Regions from separate parts of the Mus musculus genome. Here region 1 is linked to region 2. Evidence: chromatin loops called from intact Hi-C (ENCODE). Cell type or tissue: heart. All regions are shown on one strand. Links, peaks and the distances in the headings refer to the core of each region. The heading gives the core; the rest is flanking DNA.

Region 1 (10,866 bases), core at 3,287-8,286, 110 kb after region 2:
GGCCTCAGAAGATAACAGAGACCAAAAGTGTGACTCGAGGGAGACAGAACCTCTAAAGCTACTTAAGAGAAAGCCTGTAGCCCTCCAGTAGGAAAAAGGACACCGTGCATGCCTAGTGCATGCGTAATGCGCGTGTGCACATGTATGGACCTACGTTCATGCGCGTGTCCGTGCCTGTATGTGTGCGTTTATATCTGAGCGTATGTGTGTCTTTGTATGTGTACACATGCACACGCGCACTGCCCTGAAAGTGTCTCCAGACTATACTAAAGCTGCACTTTGCTCCAATCCGAGGTGAAAGAGTTTCAACGGCCGGAATCCTCCGCTCCCATCCTACACGGACTCTCACCAGGACTCAGTGACCCTTTCAACTCAAATATACGTCAGTCTCTTGGGATTTCTCCACCTCCCATGTATCAAAACCATACTTACATGACATGTTAAAGTTAGGCAGATACACAGGAGCCAGCAGTAAATGGGTTTGAAACCTGCGTACTAAACACAGTTAATAATACAAATTCAGGGAACGCCAGGGCCAAAAAAATGGGAATGGGTGGGTAGGGAAGTGGGGGGGAGGGTATGGGGGACTTTTGGGATAGCATTAGAAATGTAATTGAGGAAAATACTTAATAAAAAAATATATAAAAAATAATAATAATAATACAAATTCAGACCTCATCTATAGAAATATTTAAAGGCTATGTCTGTATGTTTGCTTTTGTTTTTTTTGAAGACAAGGGAGGGAGGTCTCCTAATTTCAGCTGGCCACAGAAGAAAATTTATTTGGGTAAGGAAAATACTTCAAATACCGGCAAGCCAATCTAAGGGGTGGAAAAACAAACAAACAAACAAACAACCTTAAGGCAAAGTTGCATTGGGGGTGAGGGAGCTATAATTAGTTAAATTTACTCTTAAAACTCAAAAGATTCCCTGTTTATACCACAAAAGTGGTGAAAAACTATGACCTTGCATACAGCGTGTTATTTGTCTTCTCTGATTTTACAATCCTCTCAGTATAACATCATGAACACAAAAGGTAAGGAAATAGTGAAATAAAAACTACTGCAAGTCAATTAATTTATTAAGCGCTAACAGCGCACAAAGCAGAGTAGGGTATTCGGACGCACTGCTGCATTAATCCCCATTTGGCTGAAGCGCTGTCACCACCGCCAGGTGCAGGTGAAGAAACGGAGTCCTAAGTGCTGTGCAACTTGCTACTGATAAGCAGAACTAGTTAGTCATTTGTTCAAAGCCACAGCTAGTAGACAGCTCAGTATGGATTCAATCCAGAGCTGCTCAACTCCGGCATCACAGCTTTTAACTATAGGAAACTATCAGTCTTTATAACTCTCCATTTTTTTAAAACTATCTTTTAAATTGATATATTTGTCTTCTGTTTTTTCCTATGACTGATCTAACCACAGTTAACATACTGTTTTGTGTTCTATTCTTTGAAACCTTCTGTTGTCCTCAAGTGTGATCTGCATTGTCTACATGATATTCTAACATAATACAGCATAAATTAAACCATCCCCAACTTCAGTGTGACCGCTCTCTTGTAACAGCTGACAGGCCTCCAGACTGCTTCTCAGGGCCGATGGCTGACACCCTATCGTGGCCATATATAAGCATCCTTGATACACACAGCCTTGTATGTTTGTATGTTTTAAGCCTCTGGCAATAGCAAGGAATAAGGTCTCAACACACTCTGGGGAAAAGTAATCATTTAAGTGTTCACAATTTGGTAAGAGAAGGGTTATTTTCAGTAATAATCTGGGGCTGGGGTTATGGTTTGAGAATGAATGGGTTTTGCTATGTAGCGCAAGCTAGGTTCTAACCTACCAGTGACCCGGCCCTGCTGAGCCTAAGTGCTATACTTAAAGCTGTGTTCCTTGGAGCCTAGCATAAATTACTCACACAATTTGCAAGTTTTTGTAACCTAGTGATGAATTAAGTTCTCCCCTTCTCCCCCTCTGATTGGTCCCTTCCTGTTTGAGGTGGGGCCTGACCCCTCAGAGTATACTCAGGTACCATCCCTGAGAGTCACAGGTTACCCTCATCAACACTCACCATAGACTGACTATCTTCATCCTCCAGTCCGTTTCCCCCGCCCTTAACAAAGTCCCACTACCTCCTGGCTGGGCTATTTCAACAGCCTCTGACTTTTTGCCTCTAGTCTCTCTCTAAATGCAATACATCACACATTGCCAAACTAACCTTTCATCTCCATTTCCATCGTGTAACCTCAGTGAGAATCTCACCCAGGCTGAACCTCCAATTGCACCACAACCCAACCCTCTCCTTACTCTCCAACCTGCTACCCTTCTCCTGGACAACACTCCCTGCCTCCGGAGGCAGGCTCTGAGACTGAAGGCTGAGAGAAGTGGGCAGAAGTGGGGGACAGTGCTGTGTCCCTCTCCAAAGGGCCACAGCTCCAAGAAAGCCACCCTGATGAGACGGTGCCGAGACACTAAGCCCTGCCGTGGCCCCCGCAGGCTGTCTGGGTGGGCTACCAGGTTCCTACCAGGGCCTTTGGCTGATGGTAGCCCACTCTGTTCACATTACTTCACTGCTAGCACGCTGACCACGCCTCGACAACACAAAGTCCTAGCACTTTCTCACACACAGTGTCTCCATCACCCATATGGTCACATTAGCCTGTACTTCCAAGCAAGGGGAAGCATTTCCAGTGTCTCCTAAAACCTAGTGCAATCATAATTTTACATAGCATACCTGCAACAACAGTAAAGTCAGACCAAAGGGTCAGCAAGAACAGCCTGCAACTCTGTGCATAACTCTAGAAGCTCATAAAGTCCGTTCCCACCAAGCATAGCCACGCTTCCAGATGCCAACAAGATCTTGCTGGAGGTCCCAAACGGAAACTATCAGTGGCTCTTCAAAGATATAAATCTGAAAATCGTAAGAGTTCTTTCCTGGTTTTAATGGCCATGTTTCTTGATTCTTTCATGTCCTTCTTAAAGCTGACAGGGTCATGGACCTCTATGCAGAAATTCACACTTGAACAATTTTGGATAGGCCTGGATTTCTGAAGCCCACTCCTAAAATCCCACTGACAAGGTAAGTTCCTTTTCTCACTATGGGCATTAGCTAAGGGACCACAGCTCTAGCATCTCCGTATACAGCACAATTCCTAGAATCAGCTAACTTCAGCAACTGGCTTCTCCCAAGGTATTCCATGAGTGGTTTTAGGGTTTTTTGTTATTGTTGTTAATACCATGCTAAAATATGACATGGTGGGGATGGATGGTCGATCCATGGATCACTAGTGTGATCCATAAAAAAGCAAATGTTAGCAGTATTCTACATAGTCGCCGGGAATGTGGTAATGGGGCCACAATAACTTATCTCTTCTTCCCTACCCACATTCTGAACCAGCTGGAAGAGGGCCACACAGGGGCCACCGCCCAATCTCTCCGATAAGGAACCTCTGCGTAAAACTCCCTGGCCCAGCAGCACTTGGAGCCTTAGCCGTGGAAGATGCCTCATAAGCCTTTCCTGGAGGCACAAAGCTGAAGCCATCCTACTCACTGTGGTTACAGAAACCGAGAGAGCTCGTCTCCAAAACACCACAGCCAAGAGAGCAAGGTCACAAGGACACAGGTGTAATTCAGGGAGATGCCCTCCACAGGCGCAGGCAAGAAGCAAGGGAGGTTCCCCTAAACAGGCCATCTTCCTGGGCAAAGAATAGTGATAGGCAAATATGTTCTCAAAAGTACACAGTGGGGGAGGGGGCACAAAGACACCAACACACAAAACAGGGAGTGCTGAAGATGTGGTACATCCCAGCTAAGCAGCTTCCTGTGCCTGGCAACCAGGGCGTGTGCAGGACCTAAGATCCAGAATAGCGAAGAGTAAACTTTTGTTATAGTTCTACAAAAAGGAAGCGGAGGTCATGGTGCTTTGTAGACAGTCTGGAACACTAAAGATGGAGTCTGACCTTTGGTACTAGAAATAATGGTTTTGGGAGTCACATGTGGAAACAGGAGCTGAAGCTGGGATCCTGAAGCAGACCTACAGAGGGCCAACAACAAAACACACAGGAAGGAAGAAAAGGAAAGCCAACATAGGCTGCATGAGGGAAAGCTCAGGACCCCAACAGCCTGCTCCCCAAGCTCCAGAACAAGTAACAAGAATGGGTCAGTAAACCTAAGACCAGAAGGAAACAGCTTCACTTCTGCTTGAACACTGGCGTCTTGATCTACCAGCACTACACTACGAAGCCCTGCACTAACCCACTCACTCACTCACACACTCACTCGACTACTTTGAACAAGCTCTTGTTTAAACACATTGTATGCCTTTGGAAATCACACTGGCTTATGATGAGTACACTGCTCCCAAAAGATGATGCCCCTTACCGATTTCTCTTTGCACACACCTATCATACACATCAAAACTCCTCCTGAAACAAGCTCTTAATTAGGCCATGGACTAGTTTGCCAAAGAATGGCTACAAATTACCCACATCGATGTAAAAATGTAACAGTCCCTCATTAATAACATTCCAAATACATTGTAACAATTTTTATATTGTATTTTCTGAATCCTTTCCGTCTCCATAGTAGACTCACCCACTGGAAAAAAACCAATGATAGTCTAGTCATGCTTTAAGGGTTATAGACAGCAATGAGGGCCAACACTGTGAACCTGAACCATACCAAGACAAGGCCCAGGGCCAACCCCATACAGGAAGGAACAGGGGAGAAGGAAATAAGAACAGAGGCAGCATGGGAGAAGGTTCTGGACTCCCAGCCATCGGGATCCTCAGCCCGACCCTGGGTAACAGCAGTCAGGAGCACATCAGAAACAACGCAATAACCATTCCGACTCTAGAAACACATGGGCATTTTAATTCCACAAAGATGGCTTGCAGATGAAGAGGCTGCATTTTCTGTGAGAAACGCACTGGCAATTTTTACAAGAATGTGAACTCCTGCTTTAAACGCCTTGAAACCTGTTCTCAGGACCTCCTCCCCTCCTGAAACAAGTCAAACCCATGTCCAGATCCAACAGTGGGCCGGTAGACACTCACTCTACAGGTCTGACCGGTAAAGGTATGACTGGTCTAAGTACTATGTTGTGATCCAGAAAGGGTGACCCCAATGATGTTACCCCAGCTCATCTGCGAGTTCTCAAATCCTGGGCTATGGAGAAAGACAGACAATGCCAACGACTCTCCAAAGTGTCAACAAGCCTGAATTTCTGCAACTCCTCCACAGACTAGCCACATCTCCTTCACCATCAAAGACCACGGTCATCAAAAAGCTAGGGTACAGACTTCCCAGCTGAAAGAAGCAGAGCAGCAGATGGCCACCAGAACTCAACTACAGCTAAGCCCCTCAGTGTGCTCAGAAGTCAAGAAATGGCCGCTGGCATCCAGTTCTGTCCTCATTAATGCATTTGACAGTGACAGGGCAGTCTCCCTTTTCTACCAGGCACTCACAGCTAACGGTGACTTAGCATCCCAGTCTATCCTCAGAAAGCTTGCTTTTGTTTCTTAGAGACTTATTTTCATTCTCTGCATATGCATGTTTGTCTGCATGTTTATACCCAATCTGCATGTTTGGTACCCACAAAGCCAGAAGGCAGCACTGGGTCCCTTGGAACTGGAATTAAGGACAGTTGTGAGGCCCCATGTGCTGTAAACTGAACCTTGGTCCTCTGCAAGAGCAGCTAGTGATATTAACTGCTGGGAAAACCATCTCTCTAGCCCCTATTTACATCTGGGGGGGGGGGTTAATTTTGTTTGTTTTTTAATAAGTAGAGAAGTGGGTTTGGACTGACTGCTCTTCCAGAGGTCCTGAGTTCAGTTCCCAGTAACCACATGGTAGCTCACAACCGTCTGTAATGGGATCTGATGCCCTCTTCTGGCATGCAGGTGTATGTGCACATAGAGTGCTCATATACCTAAACTAAAGAAATTAATTTTAAAAACTGAGTGGGAAAGTGGTAAGGACAAAGAGTAATCTGGATAAATGGGATTCTGTAAATAAACTCTTCTAAAGCAAAGAGTATTTTTGTAATAAATTATTTACTTTTACAATACACACGTTGGTGTTTTACCCTACATGTATGAGAGTGTTGGACCCTGACAACTGTGAACTGCCACATGGTTGCTAGGAATTGAACCTGGATCCTCTAGAAGAGCAGTCATTGCTCTTAGCCATCTCTCTAGGCCAAGACTAAAATTTTACAGGTACCAAAAACGTTTTAACCAGAAACTCAATGTATTCAAGCCTATGCCAGTTTACTCAATCCTGAAAGACACAGAAATGTAAAATAGCCAGAAATTCACCATGAGAGTTTGTTAACTTTTTGCTTGCATGCCATAGCATACATGTGGAAATGAGAAGACAACTTGCAGGCGGCTACTTTCTCTTCCCACCATGTGGTCCTCAGGAGCTGAACTGAGGCCATTAGGTTGGGAGGCAAGTGGCTTACTTTCTCATCCTACCAGCCCTGTGATACATTATTTCCATTTGGGAAAGTAATGTCACCACTTAAGATTTTATCGTTCCCTTTTAAAATACACTGGCAAGGAAAACCATGCCATGACATACAGGTCTGCAGATGTACACAAATCCACTCTGTATGCATCTAGGCAAGGGCTAGGTGTCACGTCATGATCAGGATAAATTTTGAGAGCTGCTTCTTCAGTTGATGGCATTTTGTGAACAGCCTAAGGTACACTTCCACGAAAATGACTGGCATCACTGGGCGACCCGACGCTTTGGGACTGAATGTTATCATGTGGTGAGTGACTGCCTCTGACTGGGTGTAACGTTGTGGAGGAGGTCTGTCTTGGGTGCTAGTAGAAGCAGTCTGCAAGTATTTCAAGTCAATGTTCATACAAGGGACCAGAATGATGGCATGCTGTGACTGCAAGCCATGTAGCATCAGAATCAATGATGCCGAGGGCAGTGAGAAAAAGATGCCCAGCGAATTGTAACTTGGATCAACACTGGGGAGAAACTTCAAGAAAAACAGTTCTTCAATAAACTAAATAATTCAATGCTGACTGTGTCCTGGACTGAGCAATGGAGACAGGGCTGGCATGGAGGGAGTTTCGTGATGAGCCTGTGTCTTTTCAGGTTGAAGTGTCTGCAACTGATAAGATATGGCATCTGAGGAGAGGGGCCTCACAGACTATAGTCCATTAATAGGCAAATTGCAGTCTCTGATTCTCTCCAGGAACTATTCTAAAAAGCACAAGTGCACAAGATCTGCCTGTTCCTCAATCCTTCTAAGATCTGGGCGGTTCCCATAGGAGCATCCAAAGCTTCCTCTACAGACAGCAGTGGCACAGGCTGGCAAGTGTACCTGTCCGGACTCCAGTCAACTGTACCCATTAAGTACTGTGAACTTGGAAAATTATATTCAGCAATCTCAAAAGCTACCTTTCATCACCCTATAAAATGACAATTACTATCCCTACCTCAGCATTCTCCCTAATCCTACTTCAGGATCTGGTGAGAATTGTTTGTGTAGACAGCTTTGTAAAATGCTAACGCTCAAAGTCCATGCTCAGTAAATGCTGGCTGTATGGATCGTGAGTCTTCTTCTAAGAACTTTCACTTTCCTGTCCCTGTCTGAGAGGCAGGACCCTTCTGTGGGAGCTTCACCAAGTCTCCTCTTTCCTGAAATTGAACTGTCCACATGTCCTAGCTGCCATTCAAGTCCCCAACTCCAGCCACAAGCTCACTCCTTACCCAATAATCAGAAGTCTGGAAATGAGGAAGTCATGTGTTCTAAGACTGGAGGACCTGGCGTTCCTATGAACTCTGACATTTTACACTTCAGAACGGAGTGACCCTGTCCAGGCTACTAGCCGTAAAGAATAATGTCATCTGCTACGTGAACAGCAGGTTTAGGAGAAAGAAGAAATCGTTGTCTAGAAAGACATCAGTAACGCAAGGCAGAGAGCACAGGTGAAGCAGGAGGGGACGAAGGACTCCCTGACACTGTCACTTTGAGAAGCAGAGACTTTGGAGTCATGGCTGCAGGAACCAAGAGCAGCAGGATCGGGTCACTGCCGTCTGGCCATTCTGCTGGAGGAAGTGCACACAAGCACGAACTTTAAATGTCTAGACCGAGAAAAAGTGAAAACTGCAGATCCCATCGACACTGCAGGCCACTCATTCTTATCTACTCTGCATTTAAGATGAGAGTCTGGGGAACCTTTATAATTAAAAACAAAATCAAGGACTGGCAAGATTGCTCGGAAACTACAGGCATTTGCTGCCAGACTTGATGACCTGTTTGAGTCCCCAGGACTCGCACGGTGGAAACAGGGAACCAACATGATCAGGCTGTCCTCAGTGCTCCACAGGCACATTGTGGCATGTGCCACATGTGTACACATGCAAAATAAATAAATATAACTTTTTTTCTAAACATAAGACACACAGGTTGATGGGTTCAACAACTAAAGGTCAGCTGATAAACATAACAACTGCTCACCCAGTAGGCCATATGGCCTGATCCCACGCTTCTGGTAGCGTGAGTGTCCACTCATCTCACCGCATCTTTGGTTGGGTGGTTGTATCAGAATCTCCACCATTATGATTCATACCTGGTCTTTCTAGCATAAGAGTTCAAGTTTCCAGCCACCACAGGGTATGGATGTGTGGTCTCCACAAGTTCTTTCATCTCCGCTGGAGAGAAAGAGTCTTAAGGGTGAAAGACACAGACTATGAACATTAAGTGCAAATAAGCAGTATGGATAGAAACAACCTAGGCTGACAAGATTCAGCAAAAGAAGTTATGTGGTTGTAGCATTGTCGCTTGTACTTTTAAAGGACCTTTTTCTTTTTCTTTTTTCAATACTTTACTTATTTTTTAGAGCACTGATTGGTGTTTTGCCTGTTTGTATGTTTGTGTAAAGGTGTCAGATGCCCCTGGAATTGAAATTTCAAACAGTTGTAAGCTGTGATGTGGGTGCTGGGAATTCAACACAGGTCATCTAGAAGAGCAGCCAGTGCCCTTAACATCTGAGGCATTTCTCCAACCTTTTCTTATTTCACACAAGTAAAGCTGGTCTGGGTGTCACAGTAGCTAAAAGGCTATACAAGCAGGCTCTAGAATCTAGCCAATCAGGATTCAAGCTCCTCCACCACCAACTGAAATGGGATGGCTCTAGGGAACTTAACCTCTCAAGCCTCAGTCTCTTCAGCTGCAAAATGGGGATAATTCTACCTGAAGTTGGTTTTGATGAGTAATTAAAGACCCACTAAAACACTCAGCACAGGCTATGGTGTAACTCAGTGGTACAGTCTATGTTCACTTTGTAAAGTCCTGGACTCAATGCCTGACTCCCACGGGTTGTTCTCTGACTTCTACACACACACACTGTAGCACAAGTATGTGTGTACATTTGCACACTCATGCACACACACAGGGGCGCACACTCTCACTATTACAATTACTGTTATCTTTTAAGATATCTTGTTCTTTGCTTTTCTTCGATGCAACACACAATTTAATCAAGACTTTGAAACTTTCAGAGGGTTGGCATGACTTTCCTAACATGTTCAAACACAAACAAGGTCAAGTACATAAAAATATATAAACTACCACAATGGAGGCTTTTAAGTTCCCTCTAAAAATCAATGGTTAACAGTGCACGGGCCCCACCCACACATAAAGTAACTGCCTGGCCCACACACTATAAAATGTATCTGATCTTAAGGCTTATTCTTGTGGTAGAGCTGTACTAGAACTATTACTCAGCTAGAGAGCACTAGCAAGCATGGAGTTACAAGCTAAATGTATGCTTATTATTCTGGAAGGGACATCTCATTGTTTACCTGCTCATGTTAAACATACTTAATGGTTTTTAGGTGTTTAAATGGTAAGTACACCTATAATTGTCTGAAATATCAACAAAACAGATTTCTACTATGCCCCAGTCTCTCCGAAAAAATAGGAGACACAGTACACTCCTTAAATGGTTACAGTAGTCCCCAAATCTGCTGCAGAACTGGGGGGTAAGGGGCGGAATCAATTAGCAAGGTATCTAGAGCCCAGATCCACTGCTAGTCTGTTTTAAGATGACATTCCCAAGAAGAGGCTGCACACCAATGCTCACACAGGTCTGATTCCTAGCTGTTCCCCACACAAAGGCTGAGGTAAAAGCGCATGCCATCTGCAGTCCTCAGTAGCAGGAGCTGTGCCTGACCCCGTACTGATTAAAATAAATGCATGGTGTAGAATTCAAGCCCACCATATGACCTCTGCTGCCTCCTTAGTCACTGCTGAAGTCAGGAGAAGAGGCAGCCCCCAAGTGCACAGTCACTTGAGGAGCCCACTAATACCTAGACTGCAGGAGCTGCCAGCACCTTTCCATTACCACAGAGCTCCTGTGGACATGACCTCTCCAACCTCAGAAACACACTACTGACAAACCAAACAAAAGGAAGCATCTTAAAGGAATTCTTAGCAAGTTGTAACTAGGAGGTCTGGGGAGATGGCTCAGAGGTGAAGAGCACTGACTACTGTTCCAGAGGGCCTGGGTTCAATTCCCAGGAACCAGATGGCAGCTCTCAACTGTCTGTAACTCCAGAACCCAACACCCTCACACAGACACACATGCAGGCATCAAGGCATATAAAAATAATAAAATTTTTAAAAAGAATAAAAAAAATTGAAACTAAGAAGTTGAAGAAATAGTATCAGAAATACACTCCTATCAAAGAACTGGCAAGGGCCACCTGAAATGTTGGTCTCTTATACTAAGAGACCTTCAAAAATAATAACTGCAAGGGAGGACATCTTCATTTGCAGACAAAAAAATAAAATAAAATAAAATAAAATATAAAACCAACCAACAACAAGTAGCAACACAAA
Region 2 (10,866 bases), core at 2,209-7,208:
TTTTTACTTAATGTTTTGCTTACCTCCTCAGAAGAGTGACCCTGTATTTACACAATGCAGACCAAAGGGACAAAAGCAGAGAAACATGGCACTCGGTGGTGACATTTTCCTGGGGCAATGTACTTTCTTAGGCTGTTTTCACAACAACTCCTAAAAATCATCCTTTAAAACCCAGGACTGATTCACCCGGGCTTTACATATGTCTTCTTCAGAGGAGCAAAGCAGAGAGAACAGATCTGTGGTCAGCAAAGGTGTCTGTCCTTAGCTGTGTGTCTGGTTAGGAAGGGCCTCTGTCTTCTTCGGGAGGGTAGTGACCAATCCTGAAAACCACACTGACTTGCCAAAGTGAGCACACAGATCCCATGACACAGCTCAAGGCAGCTGTGTTTCTCCATTCAGATTAAAACTAAACTAAACTAAACTAAACCCACTAAACAAATATTGGAAAGCAATGCACATAAAGCCAGAGCTCACTGCATCAAAGCCCGAGAGCATCCTGGGCCTCGGGGCCTCTGAGGGGCTACAGAGTTCTCATCACAGATGCAGGGAGAGGCGCAACCATGAAGAGCAAGAGCCACTCTTTGGGGGACAGTCAACTTCTACTTTATTTCACTATGATCACATCAGATGTTTCTATCTATGATGAGCTTCTTGCTTATATAAGAAAATTAGTCAACTTCTACACACTAAATATTTTCTAGAAAAGCATGTGCAAAGTACTACAAATAACAAAGTTAGGAGGAAACAGCCTTTCTGAGGCAGCAAAGAAACCATACCAAACTCTCCATGTTCACAATTCTTAAAGAGTCCTGTACTCCAGGTCTACCCTTCCCCGCTGAAAGGAGGAACAATTTACTTACAAGTTTTTGTACTTCACATAAAATTCCTCAACTTCTACCTCCTCGCCAGATTCCTTCTGCAATGAAAGAAGATTGAGGTACACACGTTAAAATCATATACCGACGATTTCAAAGGCAGCCACATACTCCCACAGGGGGACACAATGCCTGAGGTGGCCTGACTGGAAAGAGGAGCGCACAGGAAGCCTGGGCAGCCTGTGCCGTGGGGACTGACGTACTCAGGCACATGCACGCTGCTCCACTCAACGCGCTTGTGATTGTATGGCATGAATCATTTTAACCCCTCCCTAACCACATGCAGCTTCATTCACAACAACCTGACCCCAAGCCTGGCTGGCTGCCAAACCCGCAGTGTTAAGTAGACGCCAAGTGTACCATTTTCTCAGGCAGCAGCCAATTAGCAACTGCTCTCCTGAATGCCATATGTATTATTTTTGGCTGCCTCATGGCAACTTTACATTGTGGGTTTTGTAATGTTTTAAAATATTTAAAAGACATTTATTTCTCCATATAGTTAATAACTCTAAACAAGAAACCATATAAAAGGAAACCTTGCTCTTATGGTGGGACTCGGGGCATCACTACTCATGGTTTGAGTTTTACTCAGTGGAACAATTAAAGTCTTTCAGACAAGATGTCTCACACACATGGCAGCCAAATAAAATTAACACTTCCAATCCCACATTTCGGTGGGTTAAAATTGCGATGCATGTCCGCCGAGTCAAGAGCTTTCGGTGGTCAGAGTGCTTCCAGAAAGTACCGAAGACAACATCAATGCTATGGTTTAGAACCTCTCTTTTCCTTTTGGCTTTTGCTTTTGGAGTGTGAAAGGATTCATAATATGTCATTTTCTTACAATGTTTGAGCAGATAAAGCAAAGATGTAAACCATAAACAGCCTTTACCCACGTGTCAGGAAGTTCTTTTCTGCTCCTACGAGAGCTGGTGAGCTTGCCTGGAGGCTCACACATGGGTGCTGGGTGGTCTCATAGATCTTTGAAGAAAATGAGGGTGAACAGGAACATGGTTGGGGCCAAACAGGAGAGCCAGCGTGGAGGATGACAGAGGGCACATGTCTTATAAGGGCACTCCGGCTGGCTTCCATACATAACACTCAAACCACAGTTAAAGACCTTTTAGAATTCCCTCCAACCTTTTATCAGTTTCAATTAAATGTGCATTTTAAACTGCTTCTCACCAGTGCAAAGCCTAGATATTCTAGAATATGGCCAATACGTACGAACATCTCATTTTACTCTAGTGGGCTTATGAAAGGTCCTAACCATAACACAGCTTTGCTTTTTTTTTTTTTTTTTTTTGAGACAGAGTTTCTCTGTATAGCCCTCCTGTCCTGTCCTGGAACTCACTTTGTAGAGCAGGCCGGCCTCGAACTCAGAAATCCACCTGCCTCTGCCTCCTGAGTGCTGGGATTAAAGGCGTGTGCCATGTCCCCAAGTAAACAAAAATTTTGTTTGCTGTCTTCTGTTTAACTGGCTACACATAAAACATGGCCATGTTCTTCTGTGGAGCTTCAACTCCAGCTGCTAACTACATTTCACGTAAGTGTGCACATGCTTCCCGGAGAGAATGCTGAGTCATGACTCTCTACAAGAATTCACTAAAGACATCTCCTTTGTCCATCCTCCAGCAGCCCACAGTACCAGTGTGCAGAAACTTCCATACTCTGCAGACTCAATGAATGATAGGGTGATAACGCACAGCTTCACATACGCACACACACAAACACTGAGATCACTCCTTGGCCAGCTACTGTCTAACCTGACAGTGCTCTGAGTATTTTCATGAGTTCAATAGACATTTGAAAATGGGTATTCTTTTCCTTCCCCAGGAATGAATGTAAAGGAATCATAACAGGTTACAGGAAACCTGATGTTTTGGCTATATTAACATATTTGTCTCACTGTTCATGTGACCAAGGAGCCAAGCCTAGTTCTCTAACGTGGCCTGAAACAGCCGTTAGCACATGATAACCTGCACCCTCAAGGAAAGAATAGCCTTGCTAAATTAGACAGCTCTTCTACTCAAAACTATACAAATAATGAACAAAAAATGAAAAAGTATACAGAGAAGAATAATAAACTGCTTCTGGTCTAATATATTTCATACTCAAACAGAGATAGTGAGTTACAGAGTACTGAGTGAGAAAATAAAGATATTCTGGAGACTATAGTTAAGACTTTAACTTTATAAAATGTTCTATTTTTTATTGTTATGTTCAATTATCCTGGAATCTAATATAACTCCTTATGGAGAAAACATATGTTAAATAAAGAAAAATAAATGTTAGGGGATAGTATCTCTCCTGTGTATATAGTACACCCAGATTCTGACTCTAAGATAACTTCTGACCTTATGATTCTAAAAGGAAAAGGGCTTGGATTATTTTCTATAGATAGATGGCATATAGGAAGTGCTATAACTAAATATGGAAAACAAAACACCTATGCACTCTAAATATCTACACACACATTCAAACATACCTCAATGTTCATATACAAGACCCCTCTCCTGGGTCTTGGGGACATTAACTTGTGTTTAGGACAATATTTAAATGCCAAGCCACGCCCACTGTCATGGTGTGTGAAGCTGAGGTGGCTCTCCCTGGGAGACAATTCTTAAATTATTCATAGTAAGAGGAAGCACAGCTAGAGTCCACAGGAAAATATCAAATTTCTTTTTCTTTCCACGTGCAATATTGTCCCCTGTTATCATTTTTTAAAATGATAAACTTATAGCAATTATAAATTAAAGCAACGAATGTTGAGAACATTTGCAGTTTAAAAAGTTAGTGGCTGTTAATGGTCTGTCTCTTCTGATGGAGTTTTAGCAGCCTCTGAGCGGCGGCAGCGGATGAGCATCTGTGGGCTCTCTACAATCCTTACATTCAGACAGTTCCTGTCTTCCAGAGAACTTTTCCTACCAATTTTCTCCATTCCCACATTCACCAAGCCAATAAATCAGTGGTTCTCAACCCAGGTCATGACCCCTTTGAGGCTTGAACAACCTTCTTGCAGGGGTCACGTATCAGACACCCTGCTTATCAGATATTTACATTTCAATTCATAACAGTAACAAGATTACAGTTATAAGTAGTAATGAAAAAAATTTTCTGGTGGGGGGGGTCACCATAACATAAGGAGCTGTGTTAAAGGGTCACGAATTAGGGAGGTTGAGAGCCATTTCAATAAATGTTCCATCTTCATATACATCTGCAATGACATCTAATGCCTTACAGCGAGCCACACGGGGCTGTAATATCAATTTGTAATCCATAGGTACCTGCCAGTAAAGGTGGGCAGAGGGGGAAAAACTAAGTTCTTTGAAGCAGGCAAAACAGAAAGAAAAGCCATGTCCGCATCAGGTACAATCTCACTAGCTATGGAGAATAGAGTTAATTATAATCTCAGCTCTAAGCCTGCTAAGTATGCCTGCCGAAGTACTACAAGTTCAACAGACATGAGTGCATCCCATTCCAAGAACACAGCTATCTTCCTCAAGTAGCGCCAGTCCAGTGAAGGGGACCACTCTTTGAAGCATGCCAACTATTTACATTTTACCATATATCTGTACTCACAAACTAACAGTTCTAGAGACATTAGGAAAAGGCAGCCTTTGTAACGAGCTAAGTAGTGCTCGTGTCTGTTCCAACACGTGACAAACCTGCCTTGGTTTTTATCATTTGATCCATTAGGGCATGAAGCTACAAACTCAGTTACCAACTGCATCCTCCACACTCCACCTCAACACCCGATTTGAAGTACGTTGACTTGTTGCTCCGGATAGTTTTTATAGGAGCATGTAGTGTATATGGTAATAAGTGTGCAAATCCTGAGTATGTGAGAAAAGAGGGACATGCAAGCCTACTGTTGGTGCAGGGGTATCTCAATAAGCTCTCAGTTTAAAAAATACAAGTTCTATTTTTATGTATGTGTGCGTGCACATATATGACTGCAGGTCAAGAGAGGGCATTGGATCATTTGGAGTTGGCGTTACGTTACAGGTCATTTTGAAACATTCAAAAAGGGTGCTGGGAACTGAACTCATGTCCTCTGGAAGCAGGAAGTGCTCCTGACTTCTCAGTCACCTCTTCAGCCCCAACCGATGATACATTAACAGAAACAATTGTGTTAAGTGCCTGTGCTCACCAGTATTTTGTTGCTGGTAGCGTGCTTGTCTGTCTGTCTGTCTGTCTGTCTGTCTTTATTTTCCCTTGTCTGATAGTTGATAAACTTTAGGACAGCATCTAAGTTCCATGATTCTCTTGGCCACTGGGAAACTATACCTTGCATTCATTTTACTAAAAGAAATCACATTTGCTCTACATTTCAAAAGCTATGAAGAACTACTCAGGCTTGCCTGGCTGACGTATATCCACAGTACCTACTTTCTGGAGATACAAGCTCAGCATTTCCCAATCTGGGCAGGAAGGCAACTGACTCGGAGCAGAGAATTCCCAGTGCTTAGAGAACATAATGGAGTTCTTCTTTCTAACGCGCCTGGGCCACGAGCTTACCTGCTGCCACTGGCAGGCACTTTTGCTTATCAATATGAACTGTATCGGTAATAAAGATACTTTCAACATATTAAGTTATTTATGCAAAAAGTTGTAAGCAGCGTGATACAACGTCTGCTTGCCCCAGTAACAGACCGAGCCTGATGAGGGCATTGGGAGCTCCCGAGCAAGGTCTTCTTGGGAGCATTTTCTATGGAAAAGGTTGTCTGTACCTCTGGAAGTCTTAAACATTTCTTTTGAGTTTCTTGACTTCTCCAAATAGGGTTACAAAGGTTGATACATCTTAAGGTCATTGCTTAATGGAGTTTTGATTTCATTCCAGAGCAATCAATCACCAAGGGGATGCGAAGTATCACCCGACAGACACTTCATCTTATGATAATGTAGCCATTGGGCTTTTCTTTAGTTTTATTTGTTTGTCTTTTTGCTGTTACTTTTTTGAGACATGGTCACATGAAGAAACAGCTGACCTGGAACTCCTGATCCTCCGCACCCACCACCATACCCCGCGCCATAGTGGCATCTTAACAGGGCAGTATGCAGCAAACCACCTGGACGATCACCCCATGGGATCCTCATCTTTGCACAGGGCGCCGCTCACCTGCTTTTTCACTAGGCGGCTGCTCATAATCTTCTCCACCACTGGGCCTTCTGCATCAACAGATTCCTGAAAAAGAGAAAGTGGTATCAGCCGATCCCACTGGCAAGCCATCTGACCTGTGCTGCAAGCGCGAGTGGGAAAGCACCACTCCCCTCTGCCCATGCCTCCTGCCCTTTCAACCACAGGGCCCAAAGTTAACAGTGGGAAAAATTACTAAAAACAAGAAAAACCTCACACTACATACAGCAAGGCAAAGGAAGGGCTGTGCTTATGACTTCCTGACTGTGTGGTTAATTACGGAGAGAAGCACAGTCCCTCAAGCCACAACGCATCCTCCCTGGCTGCTAAGGAAAAGTAACCTGTGCGCGACAGCCGGTCAGGAGCAACTTCCCTGCACCGATATTCACGGACTGAATGCTCCCTCTGCCCTGCTACTGTAGGCAGCTCTGTCCTATGGAGGCTGTGTACAACAATTTAATAGAGATCCGATTGCCAGCTAAACACCAAGCTGCATTTAATAGGGCCTTTCAACTGGCAGCCAGTTTGTTAACTAAAGTACAGTAAGAGCAAAAAAAAAAGAATAAATAAAATCTTTGCAATAATCAATTCTGTTACTGCCCGAGCTACATACAAACTATTTTATCCATCATTTACATTGCACAGAAAATACAGTGTGCCCTGCTGGGTACTCCAAGGCAGTAATTTTATAAAGGGGTTCTGACGGTGCCAAGCAGCAGGAGATGAGCTCGAGTGGTTTATTATGGTTCCGGGAGCTACAGCACTGAATTCTCAGAGGTTCATAGTCTAGCTCAGACTCTTCCTCAGCAGAGACATTTAATTCTCCAAACCTCTGGCACATTACATATCATTGCCTTGTATAAAAATGAATTTGAGCAAGTAGGGCTTTTTAAGATACTACTGAACAATGAATTTCCCACGACACGTCAGCCAACATCAGCAGAACATTCCCCTGCCCCAAGTCCACCTCTGCCACTGAACTGCTTGGCTTCCAGGCATAAGTTCCCAGTCCACCCTGAAAGCACACATGAAACGGCGCAAGCCTGGCTGCCGACCTGCTGCTCTGACTGCGAGGTGTTGGATGGGGAGTCTCTTCCAGCAGCATCTGCATCATCTGCCTCCTCATCAGAAATCTTGAACTCCAAATCTTCAGTGTATCGCTTCCTCTTCACCTGCCTGCTGGACCGCCTCTTCTACAACAGAAGCCCAACAGTGTGAGTGTTAAAGGGCAGGCTTTGGGGCTCTGTAACACGGTACACAGTAGTAAGACTGCTTTCCTTCCTCCTTTCCTTTTCTAAATCTTAAAGGAAAACTGGCAATTTTCATCTAGAATGCCGAGTGAAAAGACATTGTGACAACCACAGCAATTATCTGGAGATATGGGGTCCTAGGACCTTGTAATGCTGCTGCTCCAAACAGCAGTCCCTTCAACAAGAACACACGGGTACAGCAAACCTTGTCCCTCACTTGGCCATCTCCATTGCGGGCAGTGGCAATACCGGAGGTGCACAGTGGACCTATGGCAGTCTAGCACACTCTGCTCTTATTTCTCTATGACTGAAAAGTATAATGTAGAGAGCCCACCAACAACAGTGCATTAGAAAATAATCTACAGGCTATAAAGGTTAATACAAACATTGTTATATTGTTATTTCTCAAGGTATTCCAATGCACTTTACTCTGGGGCCTGAAAGAAACAGTTCGGGGCTGGAGATGTCCGCCTCAGTGCTAAGCACTTACGAAGAATGCACAGAGCCCCAGGTCAATTCCTAGTCCTGGAGAAGGAGGGAGAAGTGGGAACCACACGCACATCTCATAATGAGTAGCTTTGGTAAGTAGGGTGGCGTTGTTTGTTTGTTTATCTGGGGACAGATTCTCACTATGTAGCCAGGGCTGGCCTGAAATTCACAACCAAGCTAGGCTCCAACCCCCAAGAGGTCTGCCTGTCTCTGTCTCCCAAATGCTTGGATTAAAGTTGTGTGCCACTCTGCCTGGCAGTTCTAGTTTTAATACAACTTTTTACCATGCTGCTGCAAATGTCAAAGCCTGGTAGTCAGTACGACTGCTGGCGAATGTTCATGTTTGTGGTCAAGCACAACCCGGCACAGCCTGTGCAGGACGACATAGATGTGTGAAGCCTATGACCTACCAGCGCCACTTCCGGTAAGCTACGTGATATATTTGGAAATCTGTCCATGGTAAATTGATGAATGAAAGCAAATCACGTGACTGCAAAAGTCACTTATGACTCTACTTAAGACAAATGCAAACTGTTTCTCTATCTGGATGGGCAGACGATCAAGAGCCCTCTGAAGAGGAAGAGAATCTGCTGCTTAGGCGCAATGCATAGCGCTTTACTTCTCTACCGCTCCAGAAATACTCCTGGAGAAGCTACCTGTGTGTGCTTCCGCTAACAGGGACAACCTGAAGAAATAAAAAGTGTTACTAGGTATAAGGTTCTCTCTGAATGAAGAGAGAGAATGAGTGGGGGTAGGGGTAGAACACTGTAATTTCAGCCCTAAAAGAAAATCCTTTTTAAAGAAATAAATTTCTTTTTAAAGAAATAGAGAGCAAAAAATAGGAATAAATAATGAAAGGATAATGACGCCACCGAGGAATACAGGACACAAACATTTTTCTAAGAATTACGAACTGCTGCTTCTTAAAGATTCATCAATTGTGCAGGCCAGCATTAAGATGGGAGGACGTAAAATATTCATCATACAAATGAAGAAGACATGACAGACACTGTGATCTCTTGGGGCAAGACCCACACGGCCTCAGGACGGTACCTCATAGCCTGAGAACGATTCCATTTAACCTGCTTTATAAAGATACTTTTGGTTAAAATCAGTGTGTCCTGAGGAGAAAATGAAAATGTGGCCTTGCTGTGGCCGCACCTTGTGAAAGAGTCAGTTAGAGTTAACATGTCATTAACTCTTGATGAGCAACCAGAGCATTGGAACTTTTCCCTCAAGCCCCTCACAGATGCACCACAGGAAGAAGTGTAACAAACACGCAGCCTGCGTCATCACTTCCTGTAGCAGGCACCAGGAAGACAGCTTTCTAGGCAGTTTCTGTGGCCGCCTGACTTTGGCTGTTGAATGCAGAACTGTTACTGAGACAATTAGATGGAAGCACGGAGCTTGGCCTGAACTGCTAAGTGCTTTTCCGTACCTAAAATACAGGGTGGAAAGTGGACACAAGGCAAGGAAAAGAGTGGAAAGAAAAGGGAAAATGGGGGGCGGGGGGAATCCCGGAGGAAATCCCACCCCAAACAGTAGTTCATTAGTCAGAACGGGAAATAATTCTTTTGTTTTGAGGCAGGGTCTCCTTTGGTAACTTTGGCTGGCCTCAAACTGGCAAGTGCTGGGACTAAAGGCATGTGCCACTACATCAGGCCTGTGAGAACAATTCTTAATATTATCCAAATATTTTTGTTGTAAAGTCCCAAAAGAGCACATTAAGACAAAACAACCTCAAGGATACAATGAATTTCATTATACATTCTTAGTTCCAAACTCCTTAACCAACTTTTAAGAGAAGATTCAGCACGGTTGTTGAGAGCACTTGTTGCTCTTGCGGAGGACCAAGGTTTGATTCCCTGCACCCACGTGGTGGGTCACAACCATCTTCAACCATTCTACCTTCTTAGAACCTTCTTCCAGGATGTTCTACTCAAGAAGAATGCAGTATTCAAGCTGAAGTTCTCTGCAGGGGGCCACATATTACAGACCCTTGGGCCTTGGGTAGGAAGATCTGAGGATATATTACAGGTAAGAGGAAGCCCAACTGGTCCCTAAGGGCTGGCTGCCTATTCCAATGGGACCCACTCCCTGATAATTCAGATGTCACTTGCACAAGCCACATTCCCAGCCATCCCAAAGGACCAGACTGGCATGCATCCACGGAACCTATCAAGGAAATAACTCACAACTGTCATGCATACTTTTGAGACCTCTGTCAGTCCAAATAGTGAAGGCAGCAAGCTTCATACACAAGAACCCGAATTCCTACTACTCACTTTTAGACCTCAGGAGAATCTAACACTGAACCAGTTACCATCTGGGATACCACTGACTTATTGATCAAAATTCTATCATGAATATATCACATCTCCAACCATGTGCTATAAATAAGCTACAAAGTATGTTTTGGTTTTTATTAAAAAAAAAAAAAAATTAACAAGGGCAAGATGGGTGGCTCAGTCAGGAAAGTGCTTTCCTTGCAAGCAAGAGGCCTCAGCCTTGCTCCTTTGAACAGAAAGCAAGGCATAAAAGGACATGCTCACAATTCCAGCATTAGGGAGTGGAGACAAGATCTCTGGGGCTCACAGGCCAGCCAAGGCTAGCATGCTTCACTAATCCAAATCAGTGAGGGAGCCTGTCTCAAAAACACAGGGTGGTTAGCTCCTAAAAGAATGACACCTGAGGGTGGCCTCTTGCCTCCACATGAATGTACACACGTGCACATGTGCGCGCGCACACACACACACACACACTCGAGGGAGAGGGAGAAATCAAATAAAAATTGACCAAAAAAAATTTAGAAAAAAATTTAAATGTGAATGATACTTTAAATGAAGCGATATAATAGCAACGCTAAAAATGCTTAAAACAGCATAACCATTAAAACATACATTTGTGGAAATAAAGGGCAGCTCTTTGCTTTAGTAATCTCAAAGCTCAGAAGGCCCTAGAGTAAGCTGGGTTTCTGTGGGCTCTGGCTCTCTTCACTGTGGATATAATGTTCCAGACAACAATAAGGCCATCACACACACACCTGACAAACAAAGCCTGGAGAGACCTGGCGTGCTTTACATGTGGCTAAAGTTACCCCACTCCCCAGCTGGAG

The links. Peaks named below come from ENCODE experiments on the same cell type or tissue, not always from the same donor. Only the 100,000 strongest peaks of a DNase experiment are listed, where the experiment ranks them.
Region 1: it touches region 2 in a loop (1.8-fold over the local background); 6 of 42 quality-filtered maps call a loop at or near these places.

Annotation. Positions count from the first base shown.
Region 1 is chr4:8,697,287-8,708,152 of GRCm38, reverse strand. All of the region lies in intron 1 of Chd7 (chromodomain helicase DNA binding protein 7), which reads right to left. Among named protein-coding and RNA genes, the nearest start is that of Chd7, 12 kb to the right of the region's middle. In heart, for the core only: a CTCF peak has its summit at 5,886 (motif pointing left); no DNase peak of the experiment used is centred there; H3K4me3 peaks cover 309 bases; H3K27ac peaks cover 2,350 bases.
Region 2 is chr4:8,801,490-8,812,355 of GRCm38, reverse strand. It overlaps Chd7 (chromodomain helicase DNA binding protein 7), which reads right to left. Exons shown (of 38, transcript NM_001277149.1): 5 at 7,068-7,205; 6 at 5,995-6,060; 7 at 861-916. Among named protein-coding and RNA genes, the nearest start is that of Gm46841, 90 kb to the right of the region's middle. In heart, for the core only: no CTCF peak of the experiment used is centred there; no DNase peak of the experiment used is centred there.